Linked DNA regions of Homo sapiens: region 1 is linked to region 2. A link is an interaction called in ENCODE POLR2A ChIA-PET data of the cell type or tissue named here. Cell type or tissue: K562. All regions are shown on one strand.

Evidence for each region. ChIA-PET counts read pairs that join two places held together with the same protein. Peaks named below come from ENCODE experiments on the same cell type or tissue, not always from the same donor. Only the 100,000 strongest peaks of a DNase experiment are listed, where the experiment ranks them.
Region 1: POLR2A ChIA-PET joins it to region 2 with 8 read pairs; 1 of 35 experiments calls an interaction of 5 or more read pairs at or near these places.

Annotation. Positions count from the first base shown.
Region 1 is chr1:91,904,653-91,908,652 of GRCh38, reverse strand. It overlaps a transcript of TGFBR3 not described here. Among named protein-coding and RNA genes, the nearest start is that of TGFBR3, 21 kb to the right of the region's middle. RefSeq lists an enhancer at 1,989-2,489. In K562, no CTCF peak of the experiment used is centred here; a DNase peak (open chromatin) is centred at 2,272; H3K4me3 peaks cover 2,060 bases.
Region 2 is chr1:92,444,237-92,448,236 of GRCh38, reverse strand. No RefSeq gene overlaps it. Among named protein-coding and RNA genes, the nearest start is that of GFI1, 41 kb to the left of the region's middle. In K562, no CTCF peak of the experiment used is centred here; DNase peaks (open chromatin) are centred at 1,126 and 1,506.

The DNA.
Region 1 (4,000 bases), 540 kb after region 2:
TCAAGTGATTCTCCTGCCTCACCCTCCCAAGTAGCTGGGATTATAGGCATCTGCCACCATGCCCAGCTAGTTTTGGTATTTTTAGTAGAGACGAAGTTTCACCATATTGGCCACGTTGGTCTCGAACTCCTGACCTCAAGTGATATGCCTGCTTCTGCCTCCCAAAGTACTGGGATTATAGGCATGAGCCACCACGCTGGGCCAAAATTGGCAAAATTTTATGAAGAACTCTTAGACCACTATTTATTAATTTCCTGATTTGCTTTTTTAATATGAAGAAACATTTTTCCTTTGTTACTTTTTCATGTACTTGTATATGATTATTATTTATTAGTGGTCTGATTTGCTTTTTCAATATGGAAAGATAATTTTCCCTTTTTTTCATGTAATTATGCACACACTTTATTGCTTAGGATGCAGAACATATGAGGATAACTTTTTTTTTTTGGCAGATGTTTACCATATGTGGAGCTTAGTTAGCATAGAGAATACTCATGAGTCAAGAATGGCCCACCCCAATGCCCCTTTGAAACATTTGTATGTGGTTTCATGAAATAAATACTTTTTTTTTTGGAGAGGTAGTTTCACTCTTATTGCCCAGGCTGGAGTGCAATTGTGCGATCTTGGCTCACTGCAACCTCCACCTCCCAGGTTCAAGCGATTCTCCTGCCTCAGACTCCTGAGTAGCTGGGATTACAGGCAGGTGCCGCCACACCCAACTAATTTTGTATTTTTAGTAGAGATGGGGGTTTCTCCATGTTGGTTAGGCTGGTCTCAAACTCCTGACCTCAGGTGATCCACCCGTCTCGGCCTCCCAAAGTGCTGGGATTACAGGTGAGCCACCGCACCTGGCACAAATGTATATTTTAATAGAGTCAAGATGGCCATGCTGAAGTCTTTGTTTTTGGGTAATCCAACCCAAACTATCTGCTGTGGGCATCTATTTTTTTTTTTTTTTTTGAGACGGAGTCTCACTCTGTCACCCAGGCTGGAGTGCAATGGCGTGATCTAGGCTCACTGCAACCTCCACCTCCTGGGTTCAAGCGATTCTCCAGCCTCAGCCTCCTGAGTAGCTGGGACTACAGGCATGTGCCATCATACCCGGCTAATTTTGTATTTTTAGTAGAGACGGGGTTTCACCATGTTGGTCAGACTGGTCTCAAACTCCCGTCCTCAGGTGATCTGCCCACCTCAGCTTCCTAAAGTGCTGGGATTACAGGTGTGAACCACTGTGCCCAGCCGGGCATCTATTGTTTTTTCTGCACACTCTACCATACCTCTTAAAAAATTTTTTAAAAATTTTTATTGTTTGTGGGTACATAGTAGGTATATATATTTATGGCATACATGAGATATTTTGATACAGGCATGTAGTGTGTAATTATCACATCATGGTAAATGTGGTATCCATCGCCTCAAGCATTTATCCTTTGTGTTACAAACAATCCAATTATACTCTGTTTTTTAAAAAAATGTACAATGAAATTATTATTGACTTTAGTCATACTGTTGTGCTATTAGATACTAGATATTATTCGTTCTAACTGGAATAATATATTTTTTAAACAGTAAAGAATGAGATAAAAAAGTGAAAGAGAAAGAGAAAGGTACTGTATTCCTGGGTAAATATACATGCTCCCTTTGCTTTCCCTGTTTCATTGACAGCCATGCACACTTACGTTTATATTCCTCATTATTTGATAATCTTCCCCATTAGAGAAATAGGAAAGGCTCTAGAACACATGAACACACTTATACAGCCTTTATGATATCCAAATTTATCCATTTTACGCCAAAAAAAAAAAGTACTTTCAGTAGTGCCTCCCATGTATCTTTCAAAAGGTACATAGCTCTGGGTGCACAAAAAAATTAACACAATTCCCTATACAAAAGGGACTGCTCAGAGCTAATAACAGCTAAAGAAGAGAGGACGCCAATTGCAGGTACAGGCACATCTCTTCGAACCCTCCCCTAAAACAAATGAAGGACAGAAGAAAACAGAAAACTGGTTAATTCAATTATTACTCTGCGGAAACTTAGGGATAGTGCAAATAAAGCTCTGAAATTAGACTTTACTGAGCCCTGCCTCTTGGGCATCCCCCAAGAAGTGTCCGCGACCCCCCAGAAACCTCAGGGACACCCTCCTAGACACCCCGCCCCACCAGCCTCACAGGGATGAACCTCCCTACCATTCTTTGAACCCCCCTACCATTCCTTTTTGTCTGGAATCAGATCTTGATTTCCTTTTGGGGAATCGCCCCTCCCCTGGCCATGTGGTTCTCGCGAGATGAGCACAGTGCCCCACCTACTCTGAACTAAGAATCTTGTTTTTTTGAGACGGAGTCTCACCCTGTCGCCCGGGCTGGAGTGCAGTGGCGCGATCGCAACCTCCGCTTCCCGGGTTCAAGGGATTCTCCTGCCTCAGCCTCCTGAGTAGCTGGGACTACAGGCGCACGCCACTACACCCGGCCAATTTTTGTATTTATTTATTTTATTTTATTTTATTTTTTAGTAGAGACGGGGTTTCACCATGTTGGCCAGAACAGTCTCGATCTCCTAACCTCGTGATCCACCCGCCTCGGGCTCCCAAAGTGTTGAGATTACAGGCGTGAGCCACCGCGCCCGTCCAGAATTATCTTTAAAATTTATTTCTTTAAGATTTGTAGCTACTAAGAAAGAAAGGAGCTTTTTTTCCTTGGGCCTTCAAACTGAAAGAACCGCATGAGCCTGAAGCTGCGCATGGTCTTAACATCAGGCTGTGCAGGAAGAAGCTATCTGCAGATGGATGCCAGCACACACAAGGAAGCAGAGCTCTGGCAACATTGAGGTCAGTACCTTCTTTTTTGCTTAAGCTAATATTAATTGAATTTCCATCATTTGCAACCAAAAGTGCTTTGATACTGCTTTTCATCTAGGGGTAAGAATGATCAACTTGGTGCAAGCAAAAGTAACTGGTTGGCCAGGCGCGGTGGCTCGCGCCTGTAATCCCAGCACTTTGGGAGGCCGAGGCGGGTGGATCAGCGAAACCCCGTCTCTACTAAAAATACAAAAAATTAGCTTTGCGTGCTGGTGGGCGCCTGTAATCCCAGCCACTTGGGAGGCTGAGGCACGAGAATCGCTTGAACCTGGGAGGCCGACGTTGCAGTGAGCCGAGGTCGTGCCACTGCACTTCAGCCTGGGCAACAGAGTGAGACTCTTACCTCAAAAAAACAAAAACAAAAACAAAAAGTAACTGGTCAACGGTTGTGAGTAATAGAAAACTTATCACAATCTCTTTTGGATAACTGGTAAATTTTTATTGGTTTGGCATGCTAAATTTAGAAAGCTCAAATAACTAGCATTTTTCTGTACCCTAGAGAAAAGTGTTAAATAAGCCAACTGATCCTGAGGATTATTCAAAGATGTAATTCCAGGTTATGTCAGAGTGTCAGTGTGGATTCAACTTAATCACCTACATTTCCAACATTAATAGGATTATTCTGTAGAAACTGATGCCAAGAGAAATGATCCTGAGTTCTGTACTAATAATAGCTACAACATATTGACATATTTTGTGCCAAGAAGTGTGCTAAGCCTATCATTATTTATATTTAATTCGCCCAGAAATCCTAAAAGGTAGGTGTGATTGTTCCTTTTTTACAGGTAAAGAATCTGGCCAGGCATGGTGGCTCATGCCTGTAATCCCAGCATTTTGGGAGACCAAAGCGGGCGGATCACGAGGTTAGGAGTTCAAGACCAGCCTGGCCACCATGGTGAAACTCTATCTCTATTAAAAATACAAAAATTAGGCCGGGCGCGGTGGCTCATGCCTATAGTCCCAGCACTTTGGGAGGCCGAGGTGGGCGGATCACCTGAGGTCAGGAGTTCGAGACCAGCCTGGCCAACATGACAAAACCCTGTCTCTACTAAAAAGTACAAATATTAGCCAGGCATGGCAGTGGGGGCCTGTAATCCCAGCTACTCAGGAGGCTGAGGCAGGAGAATTGCTTGAACTCAGGAG
Region 2 (4,000 bases):
GTGGCTGAGGTGGGAGGATCACTTGAGGCCAGGAGGTCAAGGCTGCAGTGAGCCTGTGTGCGCCACTGAACTCCAGCCTGGATAACACAGTGAGACCCTGTCTCAAAAAAATAAATAAATAAAAAGGAGCAGTGAATATGGAATATGAGGGCATATCTCAGCAAACATTGACTATGGAACAACAAACTATAACAATGTTCAACTTTTGGAGGGAAAAAAGAGAATTAACATACTGGGCTTATACTAGAATTAAAGTTGTCCAAAGTTCTTGATTATTTAGGAGTGAGGTAAAGATATCAACTTCAGACTTCACCTTAGGTCAGAATGCTAAACAAGCTAGTGTAACCCCTGAAATAAGAAACACAATGCATATACTTTCCAAACAAGTTAAGGGAAATGAAATTGGAAAAAAAAATCAATTCACGAGAATGCAAAGCAAGAAAGAGAGAAAAAAGCAACAGATACTAACAGGGTCTAGAGCACTTAGATCAGTGCCTGGCATGTTATCATTATAATAATAGTTATTACATTAAAAAATAAAAATATATTACACATATAATAATTTATTATTATTGCTGTTATTTCTTTTTTGATAAATCTCTCTCTGTGGCATTCAAGACAGGGACCCTTTAATAGGCAAGTCCTACTTGTTCTGATAGCTCCTGATGTTAACGAGTTGATGATACTAATTCAAAGACAAGAAGGAATGTGGAGGAACTGAAGAGCTCTATTACTCACAAAGTGTAACCTGAGGCTAGTCATTTCATTATTTGGCCCCAGTTTCCTTGTCAAATGAGAGGGTTGGAGAAGTTCAAATTGGATGATACTGTATTTTTAAATCCTCATGAACCCAGAGAAAGAGGAAATTTGACTCAAGCCAAAAAAAAAAAAAAAAGAAAGAAAAAGGTCAGAAATGGTTTATTTGAGTGAGCAGCCCTCACAACATCATAAGCACTCACAAGTTCAGAAGTTCAGTGCTCACCAAATAGGAAGCAGGGGCTCTTCTCTCTCATACCAGAACCTGACTGGTTTGGAGGCTGGCTGAGCAGGGACAAAGCAAACCCCCATTCAGAGGAGCCTTGCTTGGGAAGGCACCCTTCCAGCCAGTCAGAAGGAATTCCAGAGGCTCTCCGAGGAGCCTGCAGGCTGAGAGCTCTGCATGGAAGCACTGGGTCTGGGCTGCTAGATGGGTGCGAAGCTGCCAACCTTTCTCCTAATTATACGAAGACTTTTCGAATGTACCCCCACTTCACTGCCCCCCGCCCACCCACCACTGAAAGTCTTCAATGTTGAACTTCTTGACTCCTCACACCAATCATCCTTCTAATTCACAGATGAGATAGCCTGCTCTTTATGCATTTTACACACATTGTGATATGATAATGCCCTCCAGATCTACGTGTTGCAGAGAGAACTGGGTATGGAAGATAACTGGCTTGGTTTCCAAAGATAAATCTGGTCTTGTGTGGTGGCTGCTGAGGGAGGAGGGCAGAGAGCTGGGTTTATCCAAGCCTCTGGGAAAGTTCCCTTGAATGTGGGTGTGGTGGGATTCCTTCTGCTGTTCTCAAGTATGGTTTATCTAATCTGCCTTGAAACTACTCTGCTGACTAACTGCTTTATCACTGAGAAATCCGCTGGATCTCCTCCTCCACAGCTTTTGAAGATGGAGTCTGCCCTGTCTGAAAGTAATGTCATAAGCAAAAGATATAATACACAAAGATGTTCATCAAGTGAAACCTTGGTAATATCTGCTCAGCAAAGACATGGGCACATCCGTATGTCATAATGCTAGCGATTTGATATGTGGCAAAGCAAGTTCCCGAGTGGTAAAAATCAATGATAACAATAATAATGTTAGCATACATAGGAAAAAAATCAGAAGAACATACAAGTACACCAAAATGTTAACATTGATTACATGGGGATGGGCTGAAGTGGGATGGAACTTGGGGAGATTATGATATATGTGTTATGTACTCTGCAATGTTTGAATTTTATATAACTTTGCATTACTTTTGGATCAGAAGGAAAGAAAGAAGAAAGGAAAAGGAAGGAAGGGAGGGAGGGAGGGTGGGAGGGGAAAGAAAGAAAAGAAGGAAAGAAAGGAAAAGAAAGAAAGAAAAAGAAGGAAAGAAAGAAAGAGAAAGAAGAAAAGAAAAGGAAGGAAGGGAAAGAAAGGGAGAGGAAAGGAAAGGAAAAGGAGAAAGAGAAAGAAAGAAAAGAAAGGCAGTGTCAGAAACATTTCTCCATTCCTAGCCTCACTGATGCTTGCTGTGCCCTCTCACTAGCCAAGGTGAAGATTTGGTGCTGATTCGAATTCATGGTCAAATGTTTTCTTGAACCGGGTGCAGTGGCTCACCTGTAATCCCAGCACTTTGGGAGGCTGAGGCAGGTGGATCACCTGAGATCAGGAATTCAAGACCAGCCTGGCCAACATGGTGAAATCCCGTCTCCACTAAAAATACAAAAATTAGTCAGGCATGGTGGTGGGTGCCTGTAGCCTGTAGTCCCAGCTACTCAGGAGGCTGAGGCAGGAGAATTGCTTGAACCCAGGAGGTGGGGTTTGCAGTGAGCAGAGATGCGCCACTGCACTCCAGCCTGGGAGACAGAGCAAGACTCCATCTCAAAATAAAAATAAAAATAAATACAAATACAAATACAAAAATTAGCCAGGCATGGTGGTGGGTGCCTGTAGCCCCAGCTACTCAGGAAGCTGAGGCAGGAGAATTGCTTGAGCCCGGGAGGTGGAGGCTGCAGTGACCCAAGATCTTGCCACTGCACTCCAGCCTGGGTAACACAGCAAGACTCCATTTCAAAAGCAAAAAAAAAAAAAAAGTTTCCTTGAGACCCAGAGACACTTTGTTTCCATAACTGCAGGTCTTACTCCACAGTGCTCAATAGCAGCTTCTTGCCTTCATTCATTTGCAATGACTGTTTCCAACCAGGCATGTACCTGTAGATATTTATATATTAAAATACTTGAGGTAGCTTGGTGTCATATTTGACCACTGAATTTGAGATTTATTTATGTACCATTTTCAGTTAAACTAATAAAGGAGTCATACTGTTTTTGAAATTTTAAAGTTTCATTTTTTAAAAAGTATTCAATATGTGAGGATATTTATTCAAATAGGAAGAATGGAGAATTTCAAGATGATGAGATTAAAATCTGATGTAAATTACCCATTCAAAACTTTAAGATTCCTATGGGTTGTCTTTAAATTTAAACATATCTACACATGTACAACTGGAAATCTTGGCCCCAAACACTGGCTCTGTTTCCTGGATGTTTCCAGGGAATGTATGTCCTTTGACTTTATTTCTAGGGACTCAGCCTAACAAAACTTGGCATATTTTCATAGGCTTTTTGGTTTGCAATTTATTTCATTCATTTACTTATTTAACAAACATCTGTTATCATCATTAGTATTAAAAATAGTAGTTTACAATTTAATAGGTGTTTATTACTTGCTGATAGCTAATATTGGTTAACATTTAATATCCATTTATTACCTGCTGTTATTTAGTTAAATGGCTTATTTTAACCTGGCATTGGGGAAGACACAAAGATGACCTAGACCTGATGGTATGTAAATAATCCAAACATGGCTCTGTGCTCAAAAGTGGGTGGTGGTGCTGATGTCAGATACCAGGCTATGCAATTCCTCAGCTGAATAAATGACTTCCTATCAAGGAAACTGAGGAAACTTCCTGGGGGGTTGGCAGTATCTTTGAGTCTTTAAGTGAAGGATTTGGTCATCTGGAGAAGAAGGAGAAGGAGCATTCTAAATAAAGGCAGGAAGTCAGAAGTGGGAATGTTCAGAGCATGTGAAGCGTCCTGGGTTGTGTAGGGGCCAGAGCATGTGGTACAAGAAGGGAAGACACAGGAAAGAAGGCTAGAAGAGCAGATGCCAGGAAAGTTCCAGTTATAAAGGGCAGCGAATAATTTATCCCAACACATTCATTTGACAGATGAAGGCACTAAGGCTCACAGAGACAG